Regions from separate parts of the Homo sapiens genome. Here region 2 is linked to region 1. The links are chromatin loops, found by intact Hi-C in ENCODE. Cell type or tissue: gastrocnemius medialis. All regions are shown on one strand. Each heading gives the region's core, and the rest is flanking DNA. Links, peaks and the distances in the headings are about the cores only. Region 1 has its middle 23 kb from the start of METTL6. Region 2 has its middle 15 kb from the start of RBSN.

Region 1 (7,558 bases), core at 1,545-6,544:
ACCCAGATCAGTTTTGTATTTTCTTCTTTTTTTTTTTTGAGATGGAGTCTCACTCTGTCGCCCAGGCTGGAGTGCAGTGGCGCAATCTTGGCTCACTGCAAGCTCCACCTTCCGGGTTCACGCCATTCTCCTGCCTCAGCCTCCTGAGTAGCTGGGACTACAGGCGCCCACCACCACGCCTGGCTAATTTTTTATATTTTTAGTAGAGATGGGGTTTTACCATGTTAGCCAGGATGGTCTCGATCTCCTGACCTTGTGATCCGCCCGCCTCGGCCTCCCAAAGTGCTGGGATTACAGGCGTGAGCCACCGTGCCCAGCCCAGTTTTGTATTTTCTGTAGAAATGGGGTTTCACCATATTGTCCAGCCTGGTCTCGAATTCCTGGGCTCAGCTGATCCACCCATCTCAGCCTCCCAAAGTGCTGGGAATACAGGCATGAGCCATTGTGTCTGGCCCAGTTTTACAATGTTATGTACAAAGCCTCAAAGGTGAAGGATACAGTGAGCCATGTTCACGCCAAAAAAAAAAAAAAAAAAAAAGAAAGAAAGAAAAAAAAGAAACAGGTCACAAAGTCCCTGCTAATAAGACTGGTTGCGGTAAAGAAGCCAGCCAAAACCCACCAAAACCAAGATGGCAATAAAAGTGATCTCTGGTCATCCTCACTGCTCAAAATACACTAATTATAATGTATTAGCATGGTAAAACACATGCCCACCAGTGCCATGAGTTTACAAATGCCTAGAAGTTACCCTATATGGTCTTAAGTGGGGAGAAACCCTTAGTTCTAGGAATTGCCCGCCCCTTTTCCAGAACGTTCATGAATAACCTACCCCTTATTTAGCATATGATCAAGAAATAACTATAAGTATACTCAGTGGGGCAGCCCATGCCACTACTGTGCCTATGGAGTAGCCAGCCATTCTTTTGTTTCTTTACTTCTCTAATAAACTTGCTTTCACTTTACTCTATGAACTCGCCCCGAATTCTTTCTTGCACAAGGTCCAAGAACCCTCTCTTGGGGTCTGGATTGGAACCCCTTTCCAGTAACACAATGGGTTCATTTTGCTTGCTGCCCAGATAGAGCCAGATCGGGACCTCTTTCCAGTAACACAATGGTTCATTTTGCTTGCTGCCCAGATAGAGCCAATCTGTCAAGACAAGAGAAACTGCACTGGGGAGAGACTTTCATTCACGGCTGAATGAGAGACCAGAGTTTTATTACTCAAAACAGTCTCTCCAAAAATTCAGACTAGGGTTTTTCAAGGATAGTTTGGTGGGCAGCAGGGCTAGGGAATGGGGAGTGCCCATTAGTTGGGTCAGAGATGAGATCTTATGGAGTTGAAGCTATCCTCTTGGGCTGAAGTGATTCCTGGGTGGGGACCACAGGAACAGCTGGCAGGTCTGAGTGGCAGTCGTCAGAAATGCAAAAACCTGGCCGGGCATGGTGGCTTACACCAGTAATCCCAGCACTCTGGGAAGCTGAGGCGGGCAGATCACCTGAGGTCAGGAGTTTGAGATTGGCCTGGCCAACATGGTGAAACCCCCTCTCCACTAAAAATACAAAAATTAAGCAGGCGTGGTGGCACACACCTGTAATCCCAGCTACTTGGGAGTCTGAGACAGGAGAATCACTTGAACCGAGGAGGCGGAGGTTGCAGTGAGCCGAGATGGGGTGCCACTGTACTCCAGCCTGGGAAACAGAGTGAGATTCCATCTCAAAAAAAAAAAAAAGAAAAAGAAAAAAAAAAAGAAATGCAAAAACCTGAAAAGACACCTCAAAAGGCCAATCTTAGGTTCTACAATAGTGATGTTATTGCAGGAGTAATTGGGGAATTGCGAATCTTGTGGCTAATTTATTCGTCCTAAAAAGACACTCTGGCACCAGGCAAGAAGAGGGTTTATTTCAGGAAAGAGCTGTTATCATCATTTCAAAGTTAAACTATAAACTAAATTCCTCCCAAAGTTAGTTCAGCCTAAAGTTAGTTCAGGAATGAACAAGGATAGCTTGGAGGTTAGAAGCAAGATATAGTCTGTTAGGTCAGATTTATTTCACTGTTGTAATTTTCTCACTGTTACATTTTGCAAAGGTGGTTCCAGGACTTCAGGAATATGCCACCATGACTGGCTTTTAAAATTTTTTTGTAGGGGTCTCATTATGTATCCCAGATTGGTCTCCCAACTCCTGGTCTCAAGTGATCTTCTTGTCTTCAGCCTCCCAAAGTGCTGGGATTATAGGTATGAGCCACCATGCTGGGCCTCATTTAATTTATAATTATTTCTAATTAGAATTGACCATTTTGCCCATTTTGTCAGCAGTTTCTTTCTTTCAGGAGTTGTCTCATTTTGCCAGTCCTGATATTTTTCTTATAGATCTAGACATGTTTGGCAACATGCTCCAAGGAGCTACGTGTCATGTTCTCATCTCCGTGGCCATGCCCCAGACCAGAGAATATAATGCCTCCACTGTGAAAATATTCTTTCCAAATGACAGTGACAGTTATGGCACTCACGATTTCCACAGCGTTTCTTCCTCTTTTTCCTTCTCCTGGTTTTCTGAGTGTATTTGTTTTCCTAGTTTATCTTACTCTGGCTGAGTGAACATATGACTGGAGCTGTTTCCCTACCTTCTAGCACATGCGCATGTTACTGGGAAGGGATCCCAATCCAGACCCCAAGAGAGGGTTCTTGGATCTAGCAAAATAAATAATTCAGAGTCCATAAAGTGAAAGCAAATTTATAGGAAAGTAAATGAATAAAGAATGGTCACTCAACAGAGTAGCCCCAAGGGCTGCTGGTTGCCCATTTTTGTGGTTATTTCTTGATTATATGCTAAACAAGGGGTGGATTATTCATGCCTCCCCTTTTTAGATCATAAAGGGCAACTTCCTGACATTGCCATGGCATTTGTAAACTGTGATGGGGCTGGTGGACTGTAGCAGTGAGGATGACAAGAGGTCACTCTCGTCGCCATCTTGGTTTTGCTGGGATTTGGCTGGCTTCTTTATTACAACCTGCTTTATAAGCATGGTTTTTATGACCTATATCTTATGCTGACCTCCTATCTCGTCCTATGACTAAGAATGCCTTAACCTCCTGGGAATGCAGCCCAGCAGGTCTCAGCCTCATTCTACTCAGCCCCTATTCAAAATGGAGTTACTCTGGTTCAAATGCCTCTGACACCCACTATCCCTTCACCCCTACCCTGCACTCCAGCCATAGTGACCCCAGAGTGCCCTGCATCCAGCTGGTACCCATTGAACACAATTTAATGAAATACCACACATTTGAGGAGGACAGGAAGGAAAAGTGAAAAACATCTGATTTATTTTACTTATTTATTTGAGACGGAGTTTTGCTCTTGTCACACAGGCTGGAGTACAGTGATGCGATCTAGGCTCACTGCAACCTCTGCCTCCCAGGTTCAAGCAATTCATCTGCCTCAGCCTCCCGAGTACCTGGGATTACAGATGCGCACCATCATGCCCAGCTAATTTTTTTTTTTTTTTTTTTTAAGTAGAGACAGGGCCTCACCATGTTGGCTAGGCTGGTCTCGAACTCCTGACTTCAGGTGATCCGCCTGCCTCGGCCTCCCAAAGTGCTGGGATTACAGGTGTAAGCCACCTTGCCCTGCCCTTATTTTTAAATTTTTATTTATTTATTTTAAAGACAGGGTCCTGCTATGTTGCTCAGGCTGGAGTGCAGTGGCTGGTTTATTCACAGGTGAGATCATAGTGCACTGTAGCCTTGAACACCTGGCCTCAAGTGATTCTCCTGCCTCAGCTTCCCAAGTAGCTGGGACTACAGGCATATGCTACTGTGCCCTACTAATTTTCTTTTTAATAGAACATTTGGTTTCAGTAGCAGAACTTACTTAAATTTGTGAGAAATGTCTGCTCCCCAATAGAGAACATGGCCCTGCAAAACAGTCTTGGTTTACTCATTTCACAATTTTCCCTTCCTCAGTTGACAACTGTGAAATAGGGAACCAAATGCTATCAAAGATAGCTACAAATAATATCTGCGTGAGGCAGACAATTATCTGTGCTGCAGACCCTTCTCTGCTTTGGCCTTAATTCCAAACAACAGTAAAAGCAAATCCACAAAACCATTTGGGGATAGGAAAGTACAAAGGGGTATTTACTCACAGGAAAAAAAAATTAGGACCCTTCATTGGTGTCCAGCACGTATTTATGCTCCCCAGTGTCCTGGGGGCCTTGCAGACGCCTTTCGAGCCCATCACAGACATTACCTTAAAATGCTTCCCAGATTTAACTGAAAGTAAACACCTTCAGAAGGGAAAGTAGACTGAACATTAGGTAAAAGCACCCTTGCTTTCTAATCTCCAGTGAGGCCAAAATTGATCTTATGAGCTCATAAGTTGATCTAGAAAACACATTTGTAATAAATATTTTCTATGCTCTTCAATGACAATTAAAAAATGGACACTATATAACTAAGATGGGATTGATCTTATGAGCTTTTAAGTTAATCTAGAAAACATTTGTAATAATCCATGCTCTTCAGTAACAATAAAAAAAGAACACTATGTAACTAATTAAGATGGGAGTAGAAGGCCAATAAAAACATCTAATGTCTAGCACCACCTTGTGGTACAACATTCAAATCCCGAGCCCTTACAAGGACCCCAAGATTAAACCTTCTTGAAAAAGACTTGGTTCATGAGCTGCTCTACCATTTCGACCTAACAATATACTTTCTGGAGAAATACAAAATAATAGAAATAACTAACACTTGACTGGTACTTTATAGTAAACCAAGCACTCCCATCTGAATGATCTCACTTAATCCTGGCAGCAGCCCTGCCAGGTACTAGGTACTAAGATCTCAGTCTTAGACATGTGGAGTCTGAAGTTCAAAGAAGTTGGTAGTTTGTACTGGGTAAGTCCTGCACTTGAACCCATTTATTCATATTCCAAATCCTGTAATAAAATTGTATTAGCACTATTGTATGGAGTATGTGTGTGTGTATGTGTATATATATATACACACGCACACACACATCACTATACTATATGTATTAATATATGTGAAAAGTTCAAAAGAAACATATAGTACTATATAGGATATTTTAATATAATATAGTATTTATACTATTTTTTATAGTACTGTTAGCCAGTACTCACTACGTTTCCGGCGACTGTTTTCTGGCTGTGAAGACAAGGCAATATTGGTTGACTCTTTGTAGTCTATATGATTCCACACAGTTTGCTACTAAACCAACCATGGTCTTGCTTTCCTAGTCCCTAAGCACCCAAACGTGGGAGAACCTGATCCTCTGTTGTATTAATTTAGGGTGCACTGATGGAAATGTGTCCAGCGAGAATGAACACAAGAACCTAGAGGCAATGAGACTGAAGCCATTTTTAGGTTTGGCCTTTAATATGCTTGTGAACCAATCTACTGGCTCATAGTTAAAATACTGATGGACTGGGTCACCTCATTAATTTAACAAGAAGTACATTTTACAATCAACATATCTTAAAGTTGGCAGCTGCCTGGGCCCACTTCCAACCCTGACCCAGCCATGAAAAAAAAAAAACAAACAGTTATATATATATATATATATATATATATATATATATATATATATAGAGAGAGAGAGAGAGAGAGAGAGAGAGAGAGAGAGAGATGGAGTCTCACTCTGTTGCCCAGGCTACAGTGCAATGGCATGATCTTGGCTCACTGCAACCGCCACCTCCCAGGTTCCTGCCTCAGCTTCTCGAGTAGCTGAGACTAAAGGCACCATGCCTAGCTAATTTTTTGTATTTTTAGTAGAGACAAGATTTTGCCATGTTGGCCAAGCTAGTCTCGAACTCCTGACTTCAGATGATCCACCTGCCTCAACCTCCCAAAATGCTGGGATTACAGGCATGAGCCACCACGACCAGCAGTTAATCTTAATGTATCTTAAATATATGAGAGGCCACTTGCTCAGTGTCAGAGGTCGGCATGTCATTAAACCAGCTTTAAATATTGTTTTTATTGTTTATTTTTTGAGACAGACTCTTACTCTGTCACCCAAGCTGGAGTGCAGTGGCACAACCTGGGCTCACTGCAACCTCCACCTCCCGGGTTCAAGTGAGCCTCGGCCTCTCAATTAGCTGGGACTACAGTGGACTACAGACATGCACCACCACGCCCAGCTAATTTTTGTATTTTTAGCAGAGACAGGGTTTTAACATGTTGGCCAGGCTGGTCTCCAACTTTTGGCCTCATGTGATCTGCCCACCCCAGCCTCCCAAAGTGCTGGGATTACAAGCATGAGCCACCATGCCCAGCTTCACCTTTAAATATTCTAAATGAAAACTTTTGCAGCCTGGCTTTATGGGGGTTAGAATTTGGGGCATAATTACTCCTGTGGGTAGAGACAACTCCAGGTTGTGTTTGGAGGAAACTGTTGGCCCCATTCACAGGTATATGCCCAGCCAACCACTGGCAAAGGAAGACGACTTCATCAACCTGTTTTGCTTTCTCTGAAGTCATTCTTACTTGTCTCTTGGCCGGATGGTCTGCCCAATAGCTACCCTTCTAAGGGACAATAACCTAGACCTCCTGGTTCCTAGATTCACATCAAACCCTCCACTGAGAACACTATTGATGGAAAACTGACCGAAGGACCAACAGCCCGTTAGTCTTCTAGGGATTCTAAACCCATCTAGACCAGCCCCTTTCAGTCCTCTTCATCCACTTATTTGACTAGTCCTTTGGGGGTTATATCTATGTTAAGCTATATTATCAGAAACAATGCTTTGATACTTGTGTTTATTATTGGTAAAACTGTTAAGTTTGCCATGTTGTAGTGTTCTCTTTATGGGAACTAGAGGGAAAGGTTCCTTAGATCTCCAGATTAGGGGTAGCTGCCTCAGGTTTATCGCATGGAGTCTGAACTTGATCTTGTTTCCTTCTTTACACTGACAACTAGGAAGCAAAATCTGTTATTTATCCTTAAGTGTATAAGACCTGCTGTAATGCAGTTTGTGTGGATAAGATTATTTTCCTGGCCTCAACTTTTATTTTCCTTTAGCCCAATTTCCCTACTTAAAATCGTGTAATTTTTGTATTTTTGTAAGTTGTCCTTAAACTTTTTTGGGGAGAATTTTAAAAATAGAAGAAAAACTACTCTCTGGTGTTAGACTTCAGAATAGAGGATATCCTTGTGGGGACAGTGACTGGAACGAGACACAGGGGTGGCGTGGGTTCTGGGGTGCCAGTCATGCTGGACGCGTCATACAGGTATGTTCACTCTGTGATGTCAGTGAGCTAAATACTTATGATTTGTGCACTTTTCTGTATGTATGTTAAGCTTCTATGTTCAAAAAATGAGGACTGAGGGAAATGATACTCACGTGCCATATATATGTACTTCCTTTAATCCTCTGAACACTTTTAAGTTAGTAGTTATCCCCATTATAAAAACGAGGAATGTGAGGTTCAAACAGGTTAAGGAATGAGGCCAAAATTCCAAATGACTTCTGATAACAAAAGCACAGGCTTATCCTACTACACTACACTGCTCCTTGCTCTTTTTTTTTTTTTTT
Region 2 (7,558 bases), core at 1,606-6,605, 290 kb before region 1:
CACTTTTAATGCAAAGCATCTTACAGACAGACAGGGATCACCAGAAAGGCAAAGAGGTCGTTCATAGAATTTTAAGCAAAAGTAAATCCTTTTCAGATGTAACTTTTGAAAAGGAATGTCTGGGACCAAACCCCCCATCCAGAGGACCCGGGAGATTATGATGACCCTGGGAGGCGGGCGCATGTGGCAAGACCTATAATAACTAGAAAAAGAGTTATAGATTATGACCGTGGACATGACAGCCCTCAGGACATCACTGAGATCACAGAATACATCAAAGCAGAATTACGACAACTAAGAACAAACTTTTGCTAAAGACGGACCACAGATGCAAACTGGCTCCTCTTTATCTGTGGGATAATGGAGCAAACACCATAGTGCTCCCAGCTACTCAGGAGGCTGAGACAGGAGAATCACTTGAACCGGAGAAGTGGAGGTTGCAATGAGTTGAGATCACACCACTGCTCTCCAGCCTGGGTGACAGAGCGAGACTCAGTCTCAAAAACAAACAAACAAACAAAAAACAAAGATTCTAGAATTCCTCAAGGAAGCAAGAAAGATGTGATTACAATTGGCATTTCAAATAACTTTAATAGGCCAGTATGGCCTGTCCTAAAACAAAACAGGAACTATAGACTTTGTTATGGAAATTTAAATATATTCTCACCCAAAATGTCTGAGGCATTTCCAGATGTAGAAGATGTCATTAATAAGATCACTAACTCCAGTGGGAAATACTATGTAACCATAGACGGTCAGACGTGTTCTTTGCCATACCAATAAACAAAAAAAGTCAGGAAAATAGCTCCTTTACTTGGGAAGGCAAAAAATACCCAATTTAAAAGATTACTGCAAAGATAATTAAATAATTCAGTAATAGCTCACTTCATTTCATCATCACACATAGATCAATTAAAATATGTATCACTAAAAATATCATACATAGATGACATTATAATGGTAAACGATGACCAGGAAAAACTTAAGCAAAAAAATTCCCAATTAATAAAACACTTAAGATCACTGGGATAGACCATTCATACAGATAAAACCATAGGCCCAGACACCGATTGCAAATTTTTAGTAGTACAATGGTCACTGGAAAGAAGAACAATCCTGATCACAGTGATAGATAAAATAAAAGTCCTTGGCTGGGTGCAATGGCTCACACCTGTATTCCTAACACTTTAGGAGGTCAAAGTGGGCAGGTCGCTTGGGCCTGGGAGTTTGAGACCAGCCTGTGCAACATGGCCAAATCCCATCTCCACAAAAAATACAAAAAAATTAGCCGGTTGTGGTGGTGCACATCTGTAATCTCAGCTACTTGGGATGCTGAGGTGGGAGAATCGCTTGAACCGGGAGGCGGAGGTTGAGGTGAACCAAGATCACGTCATTGCACTCTAGCCTGGGCGACAGAGCCAGGCTCTGTCTCAAGAATAAAATAAAATCCCTTAAGGTGCCAAACAACACACAGGAAGCACCAAGATGAACAGGTTTATTTGGGTCCTGGAGGCAGCGTACGCCTTACTTAAACATCATCCTGAAACCAATTATAAGATAACCAGGACATCCTGAGACTTCACATGGGGAAGTGAACAGACACAAGCACTTGAAACACTCAAAGACTACATCGCCACATTCCAAACACGGCATCACCCAACTCCAGATTCACTACTTAAGTCAGGAATTCTGATGAGTGATGAATATGGAACACAGTCATTATAGACAAGGAAACCAGATTCTACATCCTTCTTACTGGTCAGATTTGGACAACAAAATTCCCATACTCTAACAACAAATACAGACCATTTGAAAAATACATATGGCTTACATATGAAACCCTCAAAACACTGAGCCTCTGATTGGCAACAACAATGTTACAATTACATGCCATATGCTTCTCCTTTACAGGATAAAACTGAGCCCTGAGGAACTGACAGGTATCCAAATTGATCCAAAGCTGCTCACATGGAAATGGTACATCTAGGGTCAAGACACCGGCTTTAAGGGTAAACCAGGCCTCCTCACTGAGGACATTCACAAGACTGAAACAGACTTGCTGGAGTTTATTTTGAGGACAGGGACAATCCCTGCCAATATAGGTAAATGTGGCCCAGTCTGGTCTAATGTCTTGCCCAGCACCTGGTTTACAGAAGGATCAGCCTTTGTGATTCAAGGCCAGCAGAGCACTCAGATCCCAGGACCAAAGGATCCCAAAGGAGGCAGGTATATCACCCTCTGTACAGCATGCAGACTTGATTGCTTTTGTCCTAGTAGTAAGACAGTGTCAGAAAATAAAAAAAATATACATTTTTACAAACTCATGGACAGTTCCGTATGGCATAGCCCTATGTTCACACAAATGGAAACAAAATAAATTTTTTTTTTTGAGTTGGAGTCTCCCTCTTGTTGCTCAGGCTGAAGAGCAATGGTGCGATCTCAGCTCACTGCAACCTCCACCTCCTGGGTTCAAGCAATTCTCCTGCCTCAGCTTCCAAAGTAGCTGGGATTGCAGGCGCCCGCCACCACGCCCGGCTAATTTTTATATTTTTAGTAGAGATGGGGTTTCACCATGTTGGCCAGGCTGGTCTCGAACTCCTGACCTCCGGTAATCCACCCACCTCGGCCTCTCAAAGTGCTGGGATTACAGGCGTGAGCCACCGTGCCCAACACAAAATAACTTTTAAATTAATGGTAAGAACATGCGGTCCAAACCTTACTGGGAAGAACTATATAAATCATAAAACAAAATTAAGGTATTAATGTATGAGTACACCAAAAAGATAATTCAGTGACCACAAAATTTAGGGATCAAGTAGAGGCATTAACAGGAAACATAACCAGTGACACACAAAACATACCCAAGTTAAAGCAACACAGAAATCCAGAAAGCTCGTGGAGACATTCATTACCACCTCTACAACTCAGGAGGAAATCAGACAGGAGTGGGAGATACCAAGGGACCCTCAATAGCTACTAAAACCGGGAGATGGCTTTAAAATTAAACGGACACCGGAAGCAGCTTACACTCCACAAACACTCCTATAATTACATAAAGAAAAAGGACATTTAGGCACACACTCACTGTATAGGTGGCCATCAGATGGAAATCAAAGGATGGCATGACATCGAATGTAAAAGGCTATAGCTAACTGAGGAATGTGAAACCTGACACCTTTAACATCTGCTCACAGATGGATTTTATCGGACCATTAAGCCACTCCTACCTGCAAATATACGCAGTAACAATGGGGGCTATATACACAAGGACTAGCACAGCAATAGCACCTGGCCACCCATTGCCTAAATCTGTGCTGGCACATAATGGGCCCTCAACAAACATTTATTGAAGGCTCAATGAGTGAATGTGCAATCTCAGGCAAGTTGATTAATCTCTCAGCATCCATTTCCAGTTCTGTAAAATGGGGATGATAACAGCCCACACCTCACAGAGTAATGGCCAATGCTGGTGTCCCTGGCAGGGAGGGGGGTTCGAGGGGGAAGGCAGAGGAGACCTCTCTCCATGAAGTCATTCATTCACAATAAAGCCACTGTCATTTTCAATATGGAGCTTCCAAGGTCACGTGGGAGTTGGTGTCCAGCCAATAGATGGAAGAAGAGAGAATGGAGAAAGTACCTCCACTTCTCATCCATTTGAGCGGAAGCAACTCATCACTCTCTCTCACCTTCATTGGTAAGAACCAGTCACACAGTCCCTCCCAGATGCAGGGAGGGCTGGGAAGTGCAGCCCCTGGCTTGGCAGCCACATCCCTTTAACAGCCTACACCAGGAAGAGAAGCATACATCTCTGGTGGACAGCTGGCCATCCCTGCCTGAAATTCTTTCTCAGGTTGAAACCATCCTTACAGGGATAACAAGCATCACATGCTGGGTTCTGGGCAGAAATATAGTTTATAATTAAGTGTTAATCAGGCTGCGCTTTGGCCCACTTCTTTGGAACCAAAAGTCATGTTAACACTAGACACTGACCATTTGCAAACCCATTGTTCCTATAAGTAGGACCACTGAGGTTAGAATCATAAGGCTTTTATTTAAGAATTGCTTAAGATGTTCTTCAGTGCGCAAATTCCAGCAGAGTGGCAGAGGACAGCCAGCATGAAGACCCCCACAGAGGAACGGGATCAGCATGAGAATGCAGTTTCTTCATCTCCCTGTCCCAAGACTTCACCCTGCACTCTTCGACCAATCAACGACCTCCCCACTTTGGCCCACTCCAAACCCCTTAAAATCCCTAGTCCTAAATTCTTTGGGGAGGCAGATTTGAGGTTTCCTCCTGTCTCCTTGTTTGGTTACCCACAATTATTAAGCTCTTTCTCTGCTGCAATCCCTGGTCTTGGTATACTGACTTGCTGTATGTCAGGCAAATGATCCTATTACAAAGTGAGTTCCAAACTCCGTGAAAACCTCTGGCTGAGCCTTTGTCAGGCTGTCAGGTTACCAAGTTTAGCAAGCTGGTGTGAGAGGCTCCATCCAAATACCCACAGTGTGTAACCCAGTTGATACCTAGTGTCACCAGCCCAGGGAGAAGATCCCCCTGGATTAAAAAAGAAAATCTCATGGCCTCAGCTCCTCCCTTCCTCTCTCTCTCTCTCTCTCTCTCTCTCTTGCTCTCTTTCTCTGCTCCCTCCACACCTCTCTCTTTCTCTCAGTCATGAGAACACAAGCTGTCCTAGCGTATCTTTAGGGTTAGGTTTCTGCCTAGTACTTTCCTGCCCAACAGATCAACCCAGTATGGCTAAACACAGCGAACTTGCAAGGATCATAAGACGCTAAAAATGATGAAAGACGTGAAAAAGCATCTGGGAGAGGCCAGGGTTTTCCCTACACGTTAGGGCTCCTTTCCCACTGCCTTTGCGGGTAGTCAAATCCCACCTACTCTTCACTGGGTGCTCCTTCTCACGTCCCCAACATTCTTGGTGTTGTAGTGGACAGCTATTGCTTTTTTCTCAGTGGCATACAATTCTCTTTCTACATAACATCTCCGTGTCCTGGGGGACCCACCCTCCCTGGTCTCAGTCTATTTCAGGTAATTTTCTTTTTCTCTTTTCTTTTCTTTTCTTTTTTTTTTTTCCGAGATGGAGTTTCGCTCTTGTTGCCCAGGCTAGAGTGCAGTGGCGCGATCTCGGCTCACTGCAACCTCCGCCTCCCGGGTTCAAGCGATTCTCCTGCTCAGCCTCCCAAGTAGCTGGGATTACAGGCATGCGCCACTACGCCTGGCTAATTTTGTATTTTTTTAGTAGAAATGGAGATTCTCCATGTTGGTCAGACTGGTCTCGAACTCCCGACCTCAGGTGATCCACCCGCCTCAGCCTCCCATAGTGCTGGGATTACAGGTGTGAGCTACTGTGCCCAGCCTCAGATAATTGTCTTAATCCAAATGCTACAACATTTGCCATCTAATCCAGATTTAAAACCCAGCTAGGCCCTGTCTTTGTGCAGCCTCCCACACCCCCACTGGCCTCTCATCTCTGCAGAGCCTTCTTTCTTCTCTAAAGCTCCTGTGCCCATCTCTGATAAGCTCCTCAAAATCACTGTGCACAGGGTATCTTCTGGGAAGAGAGAGAGGCCTCCTGTGCTAGGCACTGGCCCACATGGGCTGAGAGTTAGGAGGCTGGTTTCAGGAGGGGAGTCACTTGTTACAGAGCTGCAGAGTTGGCTATTGCTGTGTAACAAACATCCCTAAACTTACTGACTTTCAACAATAAGCATTTACTTTTCTTAGTTCACAGATCAGCTGGGCAGTTCTTCTGGCCTTGGCTGGGCTTTCTCGTGCATCTGAGATTGGCTGTGGACTGAGGGCAGGGGCAGCCCTGCGGGTCTTAGCAAAGCTCTCTCACCTATTCTGGGGCTGACTGGTCTAGAATGGCCTGAACCAGGATAAATGAGTTCTCCTCCATGTGCTCTGTCAACTGCCAGCAGGCTGGCCCAGGCTTATTCACAAAAAGATAACAAGCAGAAGCACAAGAGGTCACTTGAGGCCTAAGCTCATACTGTCACATTATCACTTCTGCTGCATTCCAGCCTTTTACTGGCAACTCCCAAGTCCAGCCTAGATTCAAGGAGAAATAGACCCACCTCTTTCTGGAAGGAACTAAAAGAGGCAGAGGGTTTGCTAGGCTGCCATGACAATGTACCACAGACTGGGTGGCTTAAACAGCAGACATTTATTTCCTCACACTTCTGGAGGCTGAAAGTCCAAGATCAACGTGTTAGCAGGGTAGGTTTCTTCCAAGGCCTCTCTCCTTGGCGGTCTTTGCCTTGTGTCTTTACGTGTTTTTCCCTCTGTGTGTGTGTGTCCTAATTCCCTCTTCCTATAAGGATCAGGGCCCTCCCTAATGACTTTGTTTTAACTTAATCACCTGTTTAAAGACCCTGTCTCCAAATACAGTCACATTCTGAGGTACTGAGGGTTATGGCTTCACCATAGGAATGGGGGGTGGGGCACGACTCAGCCCATGATAGAGACTGGGCCATTTTTGTGCTCAGTATACCACCAATACCTAGCTCTATTCTAACTAAAATGATAACCCTGCAAGGTGGCTGTTAGTCACCAATTTACACATCAGGAAGCTGATGTTTGGAGAGTGTAAGGGACTTGTGGGGCCAGGATGGAAGCCTTGGTCCTCCTGACTGACAGGCTTTCACATTCTCTTTTCCCCACACTAGTGTGTAGCAGGAGCAGGCCCTAGGCTGGACATGGGTCATCTGGAAAGCTAGTTGTTCCTCTGGCACAAGCTGATAGGAGGAACAGGGCAGGAGCCAGCCACGTGGTGCCTCCAGGGTCCTCTTCCCCGCTGGACCCTGCCTCATGGCAAAGCAGACACAGAGAACACCCAGTTCTCCTTCCCTTTCCCTGAAAGCATGCTGTCATTTCTCAGAAGTGTGACCCTTGAGTTCGAGACCCTAGGCGCACTTCACAGAGCCTTGGGCTGAGTGCCATTCATGGTCAGTTCCAGACACAGGTTTCTAGCACTGATGGTGTCTTTCCCTCATTCTAATCAGACTGTGTTCTATTTATGGCAGAAGCTGTGCCACTTTTCTGCCACCCTACCTATGCACCTGCCATTCCTCTGCCTAGTGTGCCCTTCCCTCTTCTCCTATCTCCTCTGAGCCTGACAAATTCCCATTTCAAAGGGTCTGCTCTGCTCTAACCCTCCCAGACAGAGATGACACTTCATCCCTTGTGAGTCCTCAATTACATATATATATGTCCCAGGTCTGTCACCCCAATTAGACTGTGGGCTTCTCCAAGGACGGAGCCCTGTTTTAGTCATCCATGCATCAACCACATCCCAGCTGTGAGAACTTGAGTAAGTTATTTGCCTTCTCTGTGTATCAGTTTCCTCACCTACAAAATGGTAATAATAAGAACCTTCCTCTTATTGCATAAGGATTAAAAGAGTTAATAGGTGCAAAGCACATAGAACAGCGCTTGGCACTCAATAAATGTGTGAGCTATTAGTATTTTCTGTTCTTCTTTTTTTTTTTTTTTGGTTTATTTTTTGAGACAAAGTCTCTGTCACCCAGGCTGTAGCAG

Evidence for each region. Peaks named below come from ENCODE experiments on the same cell type or tissue, not always from the same donor. Only the 100,000 strongest peaks of a DNase experiment are listed, where the experiment ranks them.
Region 2: a loop joins it to region 1, with 4 times the contacts of the local background. A loop is called at or near these places in 41 of 110 quality-filtered maps.

Annotation. Positions count from the first base shown.
Region 1 is chr3:15,401,020-15,408,577 of GRCh38, forward strand. It overlaps a transcript of METTL6 not described here. Among named protein-coding and RNA genes, the nearest start is that of METTL6, 23 kb to the right of the region's middle. In gastrocnemius medialis, for the core only: a CTCF peak has its summit at 4,616 (motif pointing left); no DNase peak of the experiment used is centred there.
Region 2 is chr3:15,110,491-15,118,048 of GRCh38, forward strand. No RefSeq gene overlaps it. Among named protein-coding and RNA genes, the nearest start is that of RBSN, 15 kb to the left of the region's middle. In gastrocnemius medialis, for the core only: no CTCF peak of the experiment used is centred there; a DNase peak (open chromatin) is centred at 4,481.